Linked DNA regions of Homo sapiens: region 1 is linked to region 2. A link is a loop called in an ENCODE intact Hi-C map of the cell type or tissue named here. Cell type or tissue: Calu3. All regions are shown on one strand.

Evidence for each region. Hi-C counts contacts between places; a loop is a spot of excess contacts. Peaks named below come from ENCODE experiments on the same cell type or tissue, not always from the same donor. Only the 100,000 strongest peaks of a DNase experiment are listed, where the experiment ranks them.
Region 1: it touches region 2 in a loop (3-fold over the local background); 3 of 110 quality-filtered maps call a loop at or near these places.

What each region holds. Positions count from the first base shown.
Region 1 is chr1:59,495,656-59,503,655 of GRCh38, forward strand. All of the region lies in intron 6 of FGGY (FGGY carbohydrate kinase domain containing), which reads left to right. LOC124904192 (a long non-coding RNA gene) reads right to left here and starts at 5,377. Exons shown (of 3, transcript XR_007066139.1): 1 at 5,298-5,377; 2 at 2,164-2,269. In Calu3, no CTCF peak of the experiment used is centred here; a DNase peak (open chromatin) is centred at 4,436.
Region 2 is chr1:59,553,512-59,561,511 of GRCh38, forward strand. It overlaps FGGY (FGGY carbohydrate kinase domain containing), which reads left to right. Exons shown (of 16, transcript NM_018291.5): 8 at 613-716. Among named protein-coding and RNA genes, the nearest start is that of MIR4711, 180 kb to the right of the region's middle. In Calu3, no CTCF peak of the experiment used is centred here; a DNase peak (open chromatin) is centred at 3,640.

The sequences.
Region 1 (8,000 bases), 58 kb before region 2:
ATATGTGGTATAAGGAAGGGGTCCAGTTTCAATCTTCTGCATATGGCTAGTTATCCCAGCACCATTTATTGAATTGGGGGGAGGGGTCTTTCCTTATTGCTTGTTTGTGTCAACTTTGTTGAAGATCAGATTGTTGTAGGTGTGTGGCTTTATTTCTGTGCTCTCTATTCTTTTCCATGGATCTATGTGTCTGTTATTGTACTAGTGTCATACTGTTTTAGTTACTGTAGCCTTGGAATATAGTTTGAAGTCAGGTAATGTGGTGCCTCCAGCTTTGTTCTTTGTGCTTAGGATTGCTTTGTCTATTCGGGCTCTTTTTTGGTTCCATATGAATTTTAGAATAGTTTTTTCTAGTTCTGTGAAAAATGTCATTGGCAGTTTGATGGGAATAGCATTGAATCTGTAAATTACTTTGGGCAGTATGGCCATTTTAATAATATTGATTCCTCCTTTCCATGAGCATGGAATGTTTTTCCATTTATTTGTGTCATCTCTGATTTCTTTCAGCAGTGTTTTGTAATTCTCGTTGTAGAGATCTTTCACCTCTCTGGTTAGCTGTATTCCTAGATATTTTTATTTTTTGTGTCACTATTCAAAATAGCAAAGACATGAAATCAACCTAGATGCCCATCAACAGTGGACCGGATAAAGAAAATATGGCACATGTATACCCTGGAATACTACACAGCCATTAAAAAGAATAAGATTTTGTCCTCTGCAGCAACATGAATGGAGCTGGAGGCCATTATCCTAAGCAAACTAATGCAGGAACAGAAAACCACATACTGCATATTCTCACTGGTAAGTGGGAGCTAAACACCAAGTACATATGAACACAAAGGAGAGAACAGTAGACACTGGGGCCTACTTAAGGGTAGAGGTTGGGAAGAGGGTGAGGATCGAAAAACTACCTGTAGAGTGCTATGCTTATCAGCTGGGTGATGAAATAATCTGCACACCAAACTAATGTGACACGCAGTTTACCTGTGTAACAAGCCTGCACATGTACCCCTGAGCCTAAAATAAAAGTTAAAAAAAAATAAAATAGATGAACAAATAAATAAATAAAATGTGGTTACTAGATTGATTAAAAAAATGTCTACAATCAAATCAGGTTGGGGATTCATATGTGATATTTCCTTAGAGATTCTCAGTGCACACCAGCATATTAAAGTCCCAATTGTTACATCACAGAAACCTGTGTACTTTGTTCAACTTTACATTTCCTAAATTTATTTGCACAAATAGCTTCTTTCAAATAATACCTTTTAACATCTTTTTAAACTCCTCTGGGAAACACTGATTTAAGGCAACATGACAATTATATGTTAGGTGTTATGGCAATAATGAGGGGGGCCTAACTACCACAACTCTGGGTGTGAAACAGGTAAGCATTCAGGATTGCCTTCCTGGAGTAGGTGACCCCTGAATTGCTTCCAGAAGGAGTAGAGAGGTTAGCCTTGTGAAGAATAGAGAAGGGTATTTCATAGAGAAAGAACTGCCAAAACACAGATATGTAGACCCAAACATCCCACATCATCATCCTTGGAAAATAGATTTACAAATTTCCAGCAGGAAGAGGAAAAAAAGTGCTTGAAGTGTGCTGGTTTCTCACCTTAGTGGAAATAATTGCTTAAAAAAACAGCCAGAGGCTGGACACGGTGGCTCATGCCTATAATCCCAGCACTTTGCGAGGCCGAGGCAGCAGATCAGCTGAGGTCAGGAGTTTGAGACCAGCCTGGCCAACATGGCAAAACCCCATCTCTACTAAAAAATACAAAAATTAGCCAGGCGTGGTGGCAGGCACCTGTAATCCTAGCTACTCAGGAGGCTGAGGCAGGAGAATAGTTTGAAGCCAGGAGGCAGAGGTTGCAGTAAGCCGAGATCATGCCACTACACTCCAGCCTGGGCGACAGAGCCAGACTCCGTCTCAAACAAACAAAGAAACAAAAAAAACCAGAGTAGAATGCAATTCTCCTCATCTGGATTTCAGCAAGAATTGCCCATTTCTGTTCAGCCGTAGGCCTCCATCCTCTGTTGCCAGTCTGTTCTTCTGACTCTCACCTGTCTCCTTTCTGCACACAGAAGGCCAGAGAGAATGAACAATTCTTCCCCATGTCAGTTGGCTCACCCTTCCTGGAAGTGTGGATTTCCTGTTAGTACCTGCAACTCTGTCGGCGCTGCTATTTCTGTCTTCGCGTTGTTTCAGAATACTCTCACACTGCTGCCCCATTTTTCCGTACGCAGTCTTCCAGGCCCTTTTTTGCACCTGATTTTTGCCAGGCAGCATAATTAGAGGATGTTACATTTCCCTGAAAGAGCATATTCTCATGGACAACAGGACACAAGGGAGTAAGAAAGCTTCAAAGATGCTGGAGGGTCTCCCTCCTGTACCCCAACCTGTGCCACTTGGTATAACAGGATTCTACATGAGTTAGCTTTTCTTTATTGTTATTAGGAGATTAATAAAAATTGACCTCATTTATTTAGTGCTTACTATGTACCAGACACTGTACCAAGAATTTATTATCATTCAACTTTCACAACCCTAAAATATGTGTATTTTACAAATGAGGAGAAGTAGGCTGGCGAGTAGCTTGCCCAAAGTCATTCAACTCAGAAGAGAGGCCATCGTTTAATCTTAGATTGTACTTGTAAAATTCACACATCCAATACATAATGCCTTTAAATGTTCTCATTGTTAACATTTATTTTCTTTGGATTCTGTGCCTATTTCTGCTTATGTCTCCGGATTACCTGGGAGCTTTTAAAAATAAGAATCCTAGGGTTCCACTTTATAACATTGACCAGAAGTCAAGAATGGGGCCCAGGAATTGCTATTTTCAGAAGCTCCCTAGGTGACTCTAATGCAGGGCTCTTCATACCTTGGTGTGCGTCAAAATCACCTGGTGAGGGAGGATGGCTGGGCTCCACACCACAGTTTCTGCTTCAGTAGGTCTAGGGTGGGGACTGAGAATGCACACTTCTAACAAGTTCCCAAATGCTGTTCATGCTGCCATCCTAGCACTTGAGCATTTTTCCCAATATGTGTATGATCCCCCTCCCCCACCAACTGGGTGACGTAGATAGAACTTTAAGTGTCATTAAGTTATGTCATGTTTTGAATCTTTCTCTGCTCGATTTCCACGTCAACATGAGTGAGGGCTTCAGGGATTTTACTCCATCATTTTGGCTAAATGCCAACTTGGCAAATTCCACTCCTCCCCCGGAGGGACTGCAAATGCCAGTGTCCTCCTTCATTCAGGAGTGAGGTCATTGTCTGTGTGGTTAAAAGTGGACACTTTCTGCTGCTTCTGCTTTTGCACTGTAGTAGAAGTTTCAAGGAGCTCTATTTTACAGTTCCAAATTACCATCCCTCCCCTCTTTAATGCTTCCAAGATGGATAGTCTCTCACCATAGGTTAATGTTTAGATTTTGATCTCTATTTCTCAGCCCCCCAAATCTGGATGATCCTCTGGTGCCAGAGCTGTTGCATGTATCACCCCTGGACACTTTCTTCTCTGCTTGAACCAGAGAATAATTATATATAGTAGTTCCCCCTTGTCCATGGAAAATACCTTCCAAGACCCCCAGTGGATGCCTAAAAACATGGGTAGTACTGAACCCTATGTATACTATGTTTGTTTTTTTTTTTTTTTTGATCTGGTAACTGAGAGGATTACTAAGCGGACGACAGGGAGGTAGTGCCTACAGCATGGATTTGCTGGACAAAGGGATGATTCACATCCCAGGTGGGACCAAGCTAGATAACGTGAGAATTCATCACACTATTCAGAATGGTGTGCAATTTAAAACTTATGAATTGTTTATTTCTGGAATTTTCCATTTAATATTTTTGTACTAGAGTTGACCATGAGAAATTGAAACCATGGAAAGCGAAACTGCAGATAAGGGGAGACTGCTGTGCTAGAGTGCTATAGAGGATTTCATTTGGAAAAAAAAAGTTTTGGTCCTGGAAAAAAAGTTTAAGAACATAGTCGTATTCCATTTCTTCATATGTTTGAGATATTTCTGGCTTTGGTGAAACATAGGCTAGGAAAAGAACCTAACATCTTATTAGTGTAACTGAACAACAGTAACAGCAGACTTAGCCTTTCTTCCTTATGTGCAACATTACCTGTGACCTGACTCTTGAAACATAGCTGCTATTAAAGTACAAGTGAGTCATGCATAGCAGCTTCTCCTTGCCCAGTTAATTTCTCTGTAAAATCTTTACTCTCTTTTATTCATGTATATATATGTATGTGTGTGTGTGTAAATATATACATATATATGTTTGTATTTCCCTTTAAGGATTTCAAACACAAAGACCCTAGTCATTTGATTGTCTCTGTACTGTCGAATTTTGCCTACAACCCTGACTGTAGAGACACATTGTTACCTGTTTTCCATATTCTGTCTAGTAAATGCTTGGTTGTCAGGACAACGGCATAGAAGGTGGAAGCTCATTGATAACCACGTGAATTCTTTAAACAAATATGATCAGAGCAAATTCCAGGGTATGCTTGAAAGTAGATTTAAGGAAGAGCAAAGGTTTCAGACATATCCTTCCTTTTATAAACTTGATATTCATCTTTAAGGATCAGCAACAGTTGGAGTTACTCATAATTTTATTTAAAATCCTGAATAAAGATATCACCTTAGTTTTATGGTACGTTTGTCATTCCAGCTTGTTAGGCATGAGTGTGTTGTTACTGACAGAGCCCCTGGAGGACAGGCAGACACTGTGGTTCTCCATGGTCTCTCAGTACCAGGCACAGAGCAAGCACCCAATACATATTATAGGAATAAATGATCTCAAATCTTCACAGTGCCTCTTATAGATGGCTTTTATGATATATATCTGCAGAGAAACTGAATTCAGGGATTTTAAGTGCCTTTTTTGCAAGGCCCTTAAAGTTTGGGAAAGTAGGTGCATGGAATTAGAACTCAGATTATCCTGACTTCTAAGATCACACTCTTCATTGTAGCACACTGCCTTCTTGCCAAAAAAAAAAAAAAAAAAAAAAAGGAAGAAACATGTAAAAAGACAGACCATTTCTAAGATGAAATGTGTGCTTTTCAAAACAATAGCAGAAAACCTTCTTCAAAGGTAAAATAGTTGGAAATAGAAGAAGAAATAATATGTAATTTAGCGTTCGTTGAGGATAAGCAATTAATCCTGCCCTCCAGGGGTGAATTTATGTCTAGCCTATTTGCACATGAAAGTACAAGTTGGGCTTCATTTCTATGCAAGTAAGACATCTGGTTGGGAAGTGAAAAATTTTGTCAGTTACCTGAATCATGTTTGGTCTACATGATAGAAAAGCCCCTGATGTCTTCAGATCACCAGAAGACATTTGGCATTGTATAGTTAACACCAGATCCACTGACTGAGTGGTTCACCTGAGAGTTGCTGCTTGACATCCTGTAGATTCACCCATTGTTAGGAGGCTGTTACCATTTTGTAAGTCAGCAGTTTGCAAACAGTAGTCCAGACGAGAAACCAACGCTGGCCCTTGACAAAGTGTTCACTGGTGTGTGATGCAATAAATACATGAGGTCATAAAAGGAAGTGTATTTACCTTAAAAAAGAACATCCTTTATTTTGAGATCCTCTGCTTCCTATGTTTTTAGTGATACAATTTTGTGTCAAATAAATCCTCATTGTAAGATTTGGTTTTAATTAGTAAATGAGACAGGATAAAAAATTGAGAAACCTATATAAATCCCTAGTTTTCTTTATGTGATCTTTGTATTTGATTGTGAAAAAAAAAAGCAAAATTGTAGAAACCACTGCTTTAAACCTTGTAATATTTTTAGCACAATGACACCTAAAGTATTTTCATGTATTTCCCAAGTTTTCCTTTTCCTAGAAGTGGGGTAACTCTCCATGGTAGAACTGTTTGCATGGGTCTTGAAAGCATTGGACATCTTAACAGTCAAGTATTTTGCTGACAAAATAATGAATTTTCCTTTTGAAACAAGCGTTTTGTTCTTAAAATAACTCTAAAGAGAACACCTTCTGCACTTTTAAAGCATTTCCCTCTGAAGGCATGCCGTGGAGACATGACCATAGGGAGAAACTTTTTGTGCTAGAAAACTGAATTCCACCACTGTGAATTTTTTAACAGCTTTCACAGGTTCTGCAGTTTGCTCTCATGACCCCAAAAGCATATATCTCCACATGCTGTAACATCAAGGATCTCTCCTCAAGCTTTGTAAGCTCGGCCAGAATGAGCTGAGTACCCTCTGTGTGTCAGGCGATGTCCAATACACTGGGAATAGGGAGTCATAATAACCATAATTTTATCTGACTTTTGTCTAGCATTTGTCATGTGGCAGACAACATGCTAAAACACTTATTTGCATTATCTTGCTTGATTCTTATAACCACTCTGGGAGAAAAATAACATTATTATAGCCTTTTTACAGGTGAGGAAACCGTTGCAGGGAAGTTAAATCACTTGCCCAAGGTCACAAGCCCTGTGAGTGATAAAGCCACCACCATCCAAGCCTGTCCACCCCCTAACCTGAACTCCCAAGTGCTATGCTAAACCACCTGCCTCTTATGGATATATTATCTACAAAAAGAGCTCTGCCCTCAAGGCGATTATAATCTAAATTAGAAGAGGGAAGCACAAGGGAAAAAGCCATTATGTAGAGCAGAATGATGTAATTCCAAAAAACATGCTGTTGGATTGTAGAGGAAAGAGTGATTAATTATGATCTACCCAGGGAAGGCTTTTTGCATGTGGCCTTAGGCTAGGTGAGAACAAAATAGGGCACCAGCAATTATCTAGAGAATTGGGTCACTGTGGGTGCCAAAGTGGATGATGATTTCAAGCTAAAAAGACTATGCTCTGAATAGTTCAGAATTGGCCGCCCACACTCCTGGAATCTGTTGAATTTTTGCCAACTCCCTTGTTCTCTTTGTGACTTATTGCCCTGGCTTAGATGAGCTTCCTACTCCAGGTGGGGGAAGATGCAGGATGGTGCTGCCATAGCAGGGAGTGCTGACAACGTGGAAGAAGCCTTCCTTGAGTCAGGAGCTCTGGATTCAATCTAGACTCTGCTCCCACAACTGGTTGACTCCAGGGAAGCCACCTCCTTCTCTGGGTTCAGTTTTCTCTACTGTAAAATGTATACACTGAAGTTGATGGTCTGTATGGGCCATTCAAAATCCCGTGTCTCTGTTTTTGGAACAGAGAAGGAATCAGAGGAGAGGACTGGAAGAAGCTAAAAGATTCAGCATGTTCGGATTTCATGACTCTTGTGGTTTTGTTCCTAGACAGGACCTACCAGGGGAGCCTCCTGCAAATGAGGTGGTCTTCCTTTTCTACTCATCACATTCTATGCCTGCCCTCTCTAACCTACATGGTATAGTAGGAAGACGCCATACCATGGAGTCAGAGAATCTTGGGCTAAAATCCTGACCATGTCCCATTACATAGTGACTTTGAACAAATTATGTAATCTTTCTGTGCTTGTATTTCTACAACTGTAGAATAATAGGTTGCAATATCATAGACTCTTCATGTAGAGAATCTAATTCTATTACTATAAAATCTAATTCTAATACCATTGGTTTGGTGTTAGCAATGAAGGTGATAGCAACTGAAAAGTAAGAAGAGCAGTGACTAAAAGCTCATAGGTTTTGATAAATGGGCACTATTACTATTATAATATTTATTGTGTTAAAATACAAATTATGTACAGCACTCCTCTGAACACTGACCTACAATAGTTACCAGTTGCTTGTTGGACTTCTTGAACCAGACTTGACCAGGCAAAGAGAATTTGAGAACCTCTATTTCACTAAAAAGGTGGTATCTACAATATCTTGCCACTGTAGCATCTGCTATGTGTAATGAGATGCTTGGGCCTGCTGGTGGTCACCTATTTTCTAGGTATACGCATTGGCTTTTGTGGTGTCGCCATATATATATATATATATATATATAAAATATGTATTATATATATAATATATATACATGATA
Region 2 (8,000 bases):
AGGAACTCGCTCTCAGTCATTCTCTCCTTCACAATTGGAGTTCTGCGATAAGTAGTAGTAAGAATGGTGACCTAGGGATGCCAGAAAGATTCAGTCATCAGACCATCCTTTGCTTTTGCTTCTTTGGGACTGAGATGTGATGTGTTAAACCAGATTCCATTTGGCTCCGCTCCTTCTTAGCAGTGACCTTGGGCAAGTCAGTTAACCTCTGCAGACCTTAGTTTCTCCTCTGATGTCTAACATTAATAATATCTATGATAGTGTTAAAATGAGACCATGTATGCAAATATGTAGCATAGTGCCTGGTATTTAGTGAGCAGAAAATAACTGATAGCTGCTGCTTTTATTATGACAATCACAATTACTGCCATTATTATAACGTTGGGTGCCATACATTGACCAGAACAAAGCAAAATCTGAGCAGGCTTCCGAGGTTTCCTATGCAGGCAAGTATGCCCTTTGGGTTTCTCCTTGAGACTGCCCTACACACAGGACCCTTCCTCCATGTTGTTTGACTATTAAAAAGAAGATTTGTTAATGCTTGTTTTTAGCTTTCTCTCCCTCTTTTTTTATGTGTTAAAGAGGATTTGTTTTTGTTTTCCTTTCTCACAGGAGTGATTGGGGCAGATGTGAGAGGGCACGGCCTCATCTGTGAGGGGCAGCCAGTGACGTCACGGCTGGCTGTCATCTGTGGAACGTCTTCTTGTCACATGGGGGTGAGTCCACTGAGCACAAAGGCAAGGCCACCACACAGCAGGAGGTAGCCTGGAAGGAGACCCTGAGTGCTGGCTTCTTCACCCTTTCACTTCTTTCCTCTTTTCCCTGCCTGCCCCTTGTGCTTTGTCTAGCCAGAAGCCCAGCTCCCCACTCTACCTCCCTTGCTTAACATTTGCTGGATCTTTTTCCAGGGGCCAAATTCTTAGTAAGCATGAAAAGGATTGAGTGCTCCCTTTGACGTCACCCTGGCCAGAGAGCCCAGGCATGAATGGTGACATCTGATCCTAAGGTGACAAAGTCTAGCTCCCCCAGACTGATCTGTCCCTAATGGGTAGCGGGGTCTTCTCGGCAAAGAGTGTCTGTTTTCCTTGGCCAGGGAACTCTCTCTCAATCAATATAAATCCATCTCCCTGGGAGCGTCCTGATGATCTATAGAATTAGCCTGCGTATCATGACTTCAAAAGAACACTGATAAGCAATTTTCACTTTGTTAATTTTTCTCCATGAATTAGTGAAAAGGCTTTCTCCAAGATTGCAGTTAAAATTTAGTGCCTGCCCTAAAATTTATATCTTCTTTAAATGCATGAGTCTGAAAGCATTCCATTCCGATAAGTACCCATTTCTACCATATTTTTATTTAAAAGTCATTACTCTGTTAAACTTAAATCGACGACTCTTTGGAATTTTCCCAGATAAGTATAATAGAGGGCAGAGTGGGGGAGGAGCAGGGAGATGAGCAGAGATTAGAGCGGGACACAGCCCAGGGCAGAACCAAAGCAGCTATGGAGGAAATTAAGTGGGATGTGAGACTGTTTTGCAACTGTAGGGACCCCTGAGCCTTTTTACCATCAGATATTCTAGTTCAGTTGATATAAATACATGTACTTACTTATCAATCCCTGCTCTTGTGCTAAACTGTGGATATAAGAATGACATCGGCTCAGTGGGATGAGATGAAGTTATAACAGGTATTAGAATATAATGTGAGGCCCCCCAATGTAGATACAAATTGAACTCATGATACTAAGCATCTGTTATGTGCCAAGCAATATGCGAGGTATTCTTGCACATGGCATCCCATTTTCTATGGCTGAGGGAGCCAGCCCGAGTGGTTTCCAGTCCCACTTCCTCAGTTTACTAAGTGTGGGCCTTTGGGCAAGGTACTTAAACTCTCTGGGTCCCAGATTCCTCATCTACAATATGTAGAGAGTGACAGCACCTGTCAGAGTGCTGCAAGAATTAAATGAGGTGATACTAAGTGCTCCACATGCAGTAAGCACATCACAAGGGCTCACTCTTAATCACTAGGACTGTTGTTGTTACTGAGCAGAAAGCAAACAGTGGCTGACTCTGCCTGGGAGGGTGCAGGGTGATAGAATCTTCTTGAGGTGACATTTGTGCTGGACTTTAAGGAAATAGATTTCCTTCTGTTTGGGCTCTGGGCAGTCTTGAATGGAATTTTTCTAAGTTTAAAAATTGCAGCATATTTGGCCAGACACAGTGGCTCACGCCTGTAATCCCAGCACTTTGGGAGGCCGAGGTGGGTGGATCACCTGAGGTCAAGAGTTCAAGACCAGCCTGGCCAACATGGTGAAACCCCGTCTCTACTACAAATACAAAAAATTAGCCGGGCGTGGTGGCAGGCACCTGTAATTCCAGCTGCTTGGGAGGCTGAGGCAGGAGAATTGCTTGAACCCAGAAGGCAGAGGTTGCAGCAAGCCGAGATAGTGCCATTGCACTCCAGCCTGGGCAACAAGAGCGACACTCCATCTCAAAAATAATAATAATAATTTCAGCATATTTCTTCTGCTCAGCAGCCCTTTTGTAAGGCTCAGCTGTCCCTGAAGGGAGAGATCTGCAGAGGCCTGAGGCCTCTTTAAGCCAGAAGGCACCAGCCCAGGAGCCAGCCCTTCTTTCCCTTGATATGAGTCTACACTTGTTAGATTGTCTTCACTGAATACTGATTTAATCCTGTTTAAATTATCTCTTATTTTCACAGGGATACATCTAATCAGGCTTCTCCTGGGAGATCTGAATCTCAGGCATTTTTACCCCACTCAATTCAGATTTCTGAACAGAAGCAAATCTAAATGGATGCAAGTGTCTCTGTGATGGCCTGCTTCTTAGTCTTACTGTCTCTTAATGGAGATGAGGCTGGCTTTCCCTACCCATTTAATGTACACATTTGGGACCTAAAGCGTAGAAAAGTCCAGTAATTTTCCCAAAGTCACAAAGCTTTGAAGTTCTTGAGCTAAGAACTGAAATCTAACTCTGATTCCAAAGCTCATACTCCTCCTTGCCTCCCTGAATTGTGCATGAAGATGATGTACCCATAGAGGAATGGTGAGAACATGGGCTTTTACATTGTCCAGAGGCAAGCTTGAACATCTGCTCATGCATGTTTTGGCCCTCTGACCTGAGTGAGCTACTTAACTTCTCTAAGCTTCAGATTCTTCATCCATCAAATTGGGGATAATGATGCCAGTCTCACAGGGTTGTTGAGTAACATGCATTATGTAGGTTTGTACCTAGCACACAGCAGACACTCAAAAATGGTGGAGATTGTTATTAAACTTTCCTAGTGATGTAAACGGCTCACATGAAGCAACTGTTTGGGCTTTAACGAGTTTGATGGGCAGCTGCAGTTGGTTGCGATGAATGAGGGCCATAAAAGGCCAGTTTATGATGGCTGTGTTGTGCTGGAAATAAAGTCCCCACCCCCATCCTGCTTTGTACTTGGGAGTGGGAAGGGACCCTCTGGGCCAAGGGGATTAATCATCAGCTTTAATGTTATGTCATGAGGGTGAGACTGTGGTCATGCTGGCATGGGAAAGTGCCTTTGATCTCCTCAGGTGCTGGGAACCCAGCAACAATAACACCTTTGTGAGGTCTAGGAGAGGTGCAGGTCTGAGGAAACACTCCCAGGGAGACTCAAGGACCCCCTTTGTTGTGGTTCTGGCAAATAAAACCGCCACTGTGAGGAAAAATTAACCAAACAGAACACAGGGACCAAAGGGTGATGCGGGCTTTTCAAAAAGTGGTTTTCAGCATGATCTGAAGGATCCTCTTTCTTCCTGTCTGCTTACTTCTGATGTTTCCAATTTAGTAGATTGAGACAAAATTCCCAGGAACGTTTTGTGCTTGATCCAGGTTGCCTCTTTCTAGATCACCCAAAAAGAATAAATGAATGAACGAATGACCACATAAGTGAGTATTGGTAAATACTTAGAAGCTTCGTACCTCCAGGTTCCTGTTGCTTCCAGGAATCTGGAGAAAAAGCCTGAGGTTGAACATAAGACATGTTAATAAGGCCTTTGATATTTTAGAAGATACAAGCATGGGCTGCACATTTATCTTCCTTGTGGGTGATTTAATTAACAGGGGAAAAATGCCATTCTTTTTTTAACTCCATGAAAGCAGAGCTGCTTGTTCAGAGTTAATTACTACCAAGTCACCAAAACCCCAGATAATACACAGCAGGGGTTAGCCAGAGGTTGAAAAGTCATGGGGTAAGATGGAGCTGATCCTTGCCATTGTACTGACATCCTTTTCTTGAGCTGTCAGGTTGGGTTGTAACTTGGCAACTTGTCTTCCAGTTAGCATGTCAGATGGGGACAGGACCCTGGGGGGGTCGGGGTAGGGAGAAACACTGAGGAGGTAAGATTTGAGCAGAACAATACCTGAAGAGAGCTGGGAACTACATCTGCATCTTAAATCGCTCAGAACTGAAGTTTTTTCAGTCTTAATATTGAGATAGTGGTTCTCTATCATTGAAGGGATGTGGAGACTCAAAGACATAGGCTCATACGCTGCCCCCACCACTTACTGTGTGAATTTAGGCAGGATGCTTCATCTTTCAGTGCCTCAGTTTCTGCATCTGTTAAATGTGAGTGATAGTATTTACCCATAAAGTTTTGTTCAGGTTCAAATTAGGCCATCTTTGTAAATGACTTGGCACTGTACCTGGCACAAAATACCAAATATGATATTGTTATTAAAAATGAGTTGTTAATCACATGAACAATCCATGTGGTTATGGACTAGAATTAGAGACATCAGTATGAACTCATATTGGGGGAACCCACCCCCAATATTTCAACGTAGGTTCTTTCTATTTTCCGTAAGTGTCAGCCGGCTGAGAAATAAAGAGAAAGAGTACAACGAGAGGAATTTTACAGCTGGGCTGCTGGGGGTGACATCACATATCAGTAGGACCATGATGCCCACCTGAGCCTTAAATCCAGCAAGTTTTATTAAGGATTTCAAAAGGGGAGGGGGTGCAAGAACAGGGAGTAGGTCACAAGATCACATGCTTCAAAGGCAAAAAGGAGAACAGAGATCACATACTTCTGAGGAAACAGTACAAGGGCAAATTCAGAACTACTGATAAGTGTCTATGTTCAGCTGTGCATGTATTGTCTTGATAAACATCTTAAACAACAGAAAACAGGGTTCAAGAGCAGAGAACCGATCTGACCTCAAATTTACCAGGGTGGGTTTTTTCCCCACCCTAATAAGCCTAGGGTACTGCAGGAGACCAGGGCATATTTCAGTCCTTATCTCAACCTCATAAGACAGACACTCCCAGAGTGGCTTTTATAGACCTCCCCCCAGGAATGCATTCCTTCCCCAGGGTATTAATTATTAATATTCTTTGCTGGGAAAATAATTTAGCGATATCTTCCCTACCTGCACATCTGTTTTAGGCTGTCTGCAAGAAGAAAAATATGGCTCTTTTTGCCCGACCCCACAGGCAGTCAGACCTTATGGTTGTCTTCCTATGTTCCCTAAAATCACTGTTATTCTGTTCTTTTTCCAGGTGCACTGATTTCATATTGTTCAAACACACATCTTTTACAATCAATTTGTACAGTTAACACAATAGTGGTCCTGAGGTGAAGTACATTCTCAGCTTATGAAGATAACAGGGTTAAGAGATTAAAGTAAAGACAGGCATAAGAAATTATTAAAGTATTAATTTTGGGAACTGATAAATGTCCATATTAAAATGAAATCTTCACAATTTATGTTCAGAGATTGAAGTAAAGATTGGCGTAAGAAATTATAAAAGTATTATTTGGGAACTGATATATGTCCATATTAAAATGAAATCTTCACAATTTATGTTCCTCTGCTGCAGCTCCAGCCAGTCCCACTGTTTGAGGTCCCTGACTTCCTGAAACAAACTCATATTTAGTTTAACATAGATGCAGATGGATGCATATAGAAATAGTTATGGATATATATACATATACAGGTTAGTAAACACATATTTATTTCCTGGCTCTGTTAGCTGAGATGGTCTAGAAATAAGGATACCTCAAGAGCTAGTTTTTACAAGCACATAGTGTCCAGATCATGGTATCTAATACCATTATCCAATACAAAGAACCAGGACTCCTTGGAGAAATAGTTGATTTTAGGATTGGAATAGGAAATATACAAGATGAGCTTGGAGCATTTGCAGTGCCAGAAAGTTAGGAAGTTCTCAACAAAAAAGATGAGAATATGTCACAGGGAGCCAACTGTGGGAGCTCCCACTAGCCAAAACTGGAACAATTTAAGCAGTAAAATGAAGTATTATGAATTATAACTCAAAGTATAACATAAATATCCATAAGACCATACTGACATAAATTATTTTGAATAAATAAATCAATGAAAAGAAGAGAGACATCTCCCATGCAGAAAGATTCCAAATAATTTATATAAATGTTCCACCATCAAGGAGGTGGAGCATAACTTTCCACTCCTTAAGTGTGGGCTGCACATAGCGATTTCCTTCCACAAAATATGGTATGGAAAACGGGGGAAGAGTAATTTTACATTGGAGAAATATGAGAAACAGCATCCACGTGACAAGGTCAACATCAACAATGATAAGTCATGTTGATAGTACGTACCCTTGATATGATGTAATGAAAATGACACTTTGTCTCTGTTGTGTTCATCCCCCAATCCTATAAGCCCAGTCTAATTACCAGGAAAACACCAAACAGATCTTAGTTAAGGGACATCCTATAAAATACTTGACCAGTATTTCTCAAAGCTGTCATCCAGGTCATCAAAAAACAGGGAAAGTCAGAGAAACTATCACAGCCAAGAGGAACCTAAAGAGCCATGATAACTAAATGTAATATGGTATCCTGGATGGGATCCTGGAGCAGAGAAAGAACATTAGGTAAAATCTAAGGAAATCTGAATAAAGTATGGTCTTCAGTTCATGATAATATATCAGTGTCATTCACTGTGACATATATACTTGACAAGATAGTAATGATAGGGGAAATGTAACTGGATGTGAGGTATATATGATCTTTACAACCATCTTATATTGTAAAACTATTCTAAAATTTAAAATTTATTTTTAAAATATTCATTAACTATTCACTCATAAAGAAAACTTTTTTTTTTAATTTACCTGGCTAAGTGCTAAAAGTCTTCATAAGATAAAATGTCATGCCTGCCTTCAAAGAGCTCAGGCACATTGAGAAAGACAGACAGAAAAAGGAGATACTACAATACAAAATGGTAACTACTATAGTTAATGCATGGCTGGAGTGTGGTGGAAGTAGGAAGAAGGGGCTGTCCCAAGTCTTGGGTAGATGAGGAGGTTTTCCTATAGGAAGAGATATTTGCAGGATCATGGCTTCCCCGCCCCCACTGAGACACTGTTCCTGCCAGCCCAATTTCTGTAGTAGGCCCTTTCCTCAGTCTTCTCCACTTTGTTTTTCTTTGCTGTGTCCACAAAGCCTCACAGCTGACTTCCCCTGAGGCCTGAGCAGGATGTGGGTGTGTATGAGCCCTTTGGGAGGGCACCACAGGGAGACAGCACAGTCATGTATTATGAACTGATGGTCTTCTGTTACTAGCTGAGAAGAGTGGGCAAGTGGGACCAGTTTCTCTGTCATGGTCTCTTTAACAAGTGACATTGGCAGAAGTTACCAGAGGGGTGGAGTGGGATGGGATTCCACACGGTACAGTAGACCACTGTTACACCTAACAATGAAAGTGCTGAGGTGCTGCTCAGAAGGTGCCTCGCTTCCTCTTTGTTTACCAGGACCTGTTGTCGTCAGCCCTCTAGGAACCAGCATTCTCAGGACACTCTCTGTGTCAAGACTAGCTCTCAGACTGCATGTTTTGAAAACAAAGTATATGCTAGGCATTGATTCGGCGAGGAGAGGGTTGATGTGGTTCAGTGGACAATGAGAGACAGACTGTGCACTCAAGAAGCTCAAGGTAGCTTGTTTTTCAAGACATTTGAGAAACATAGAAACATTATG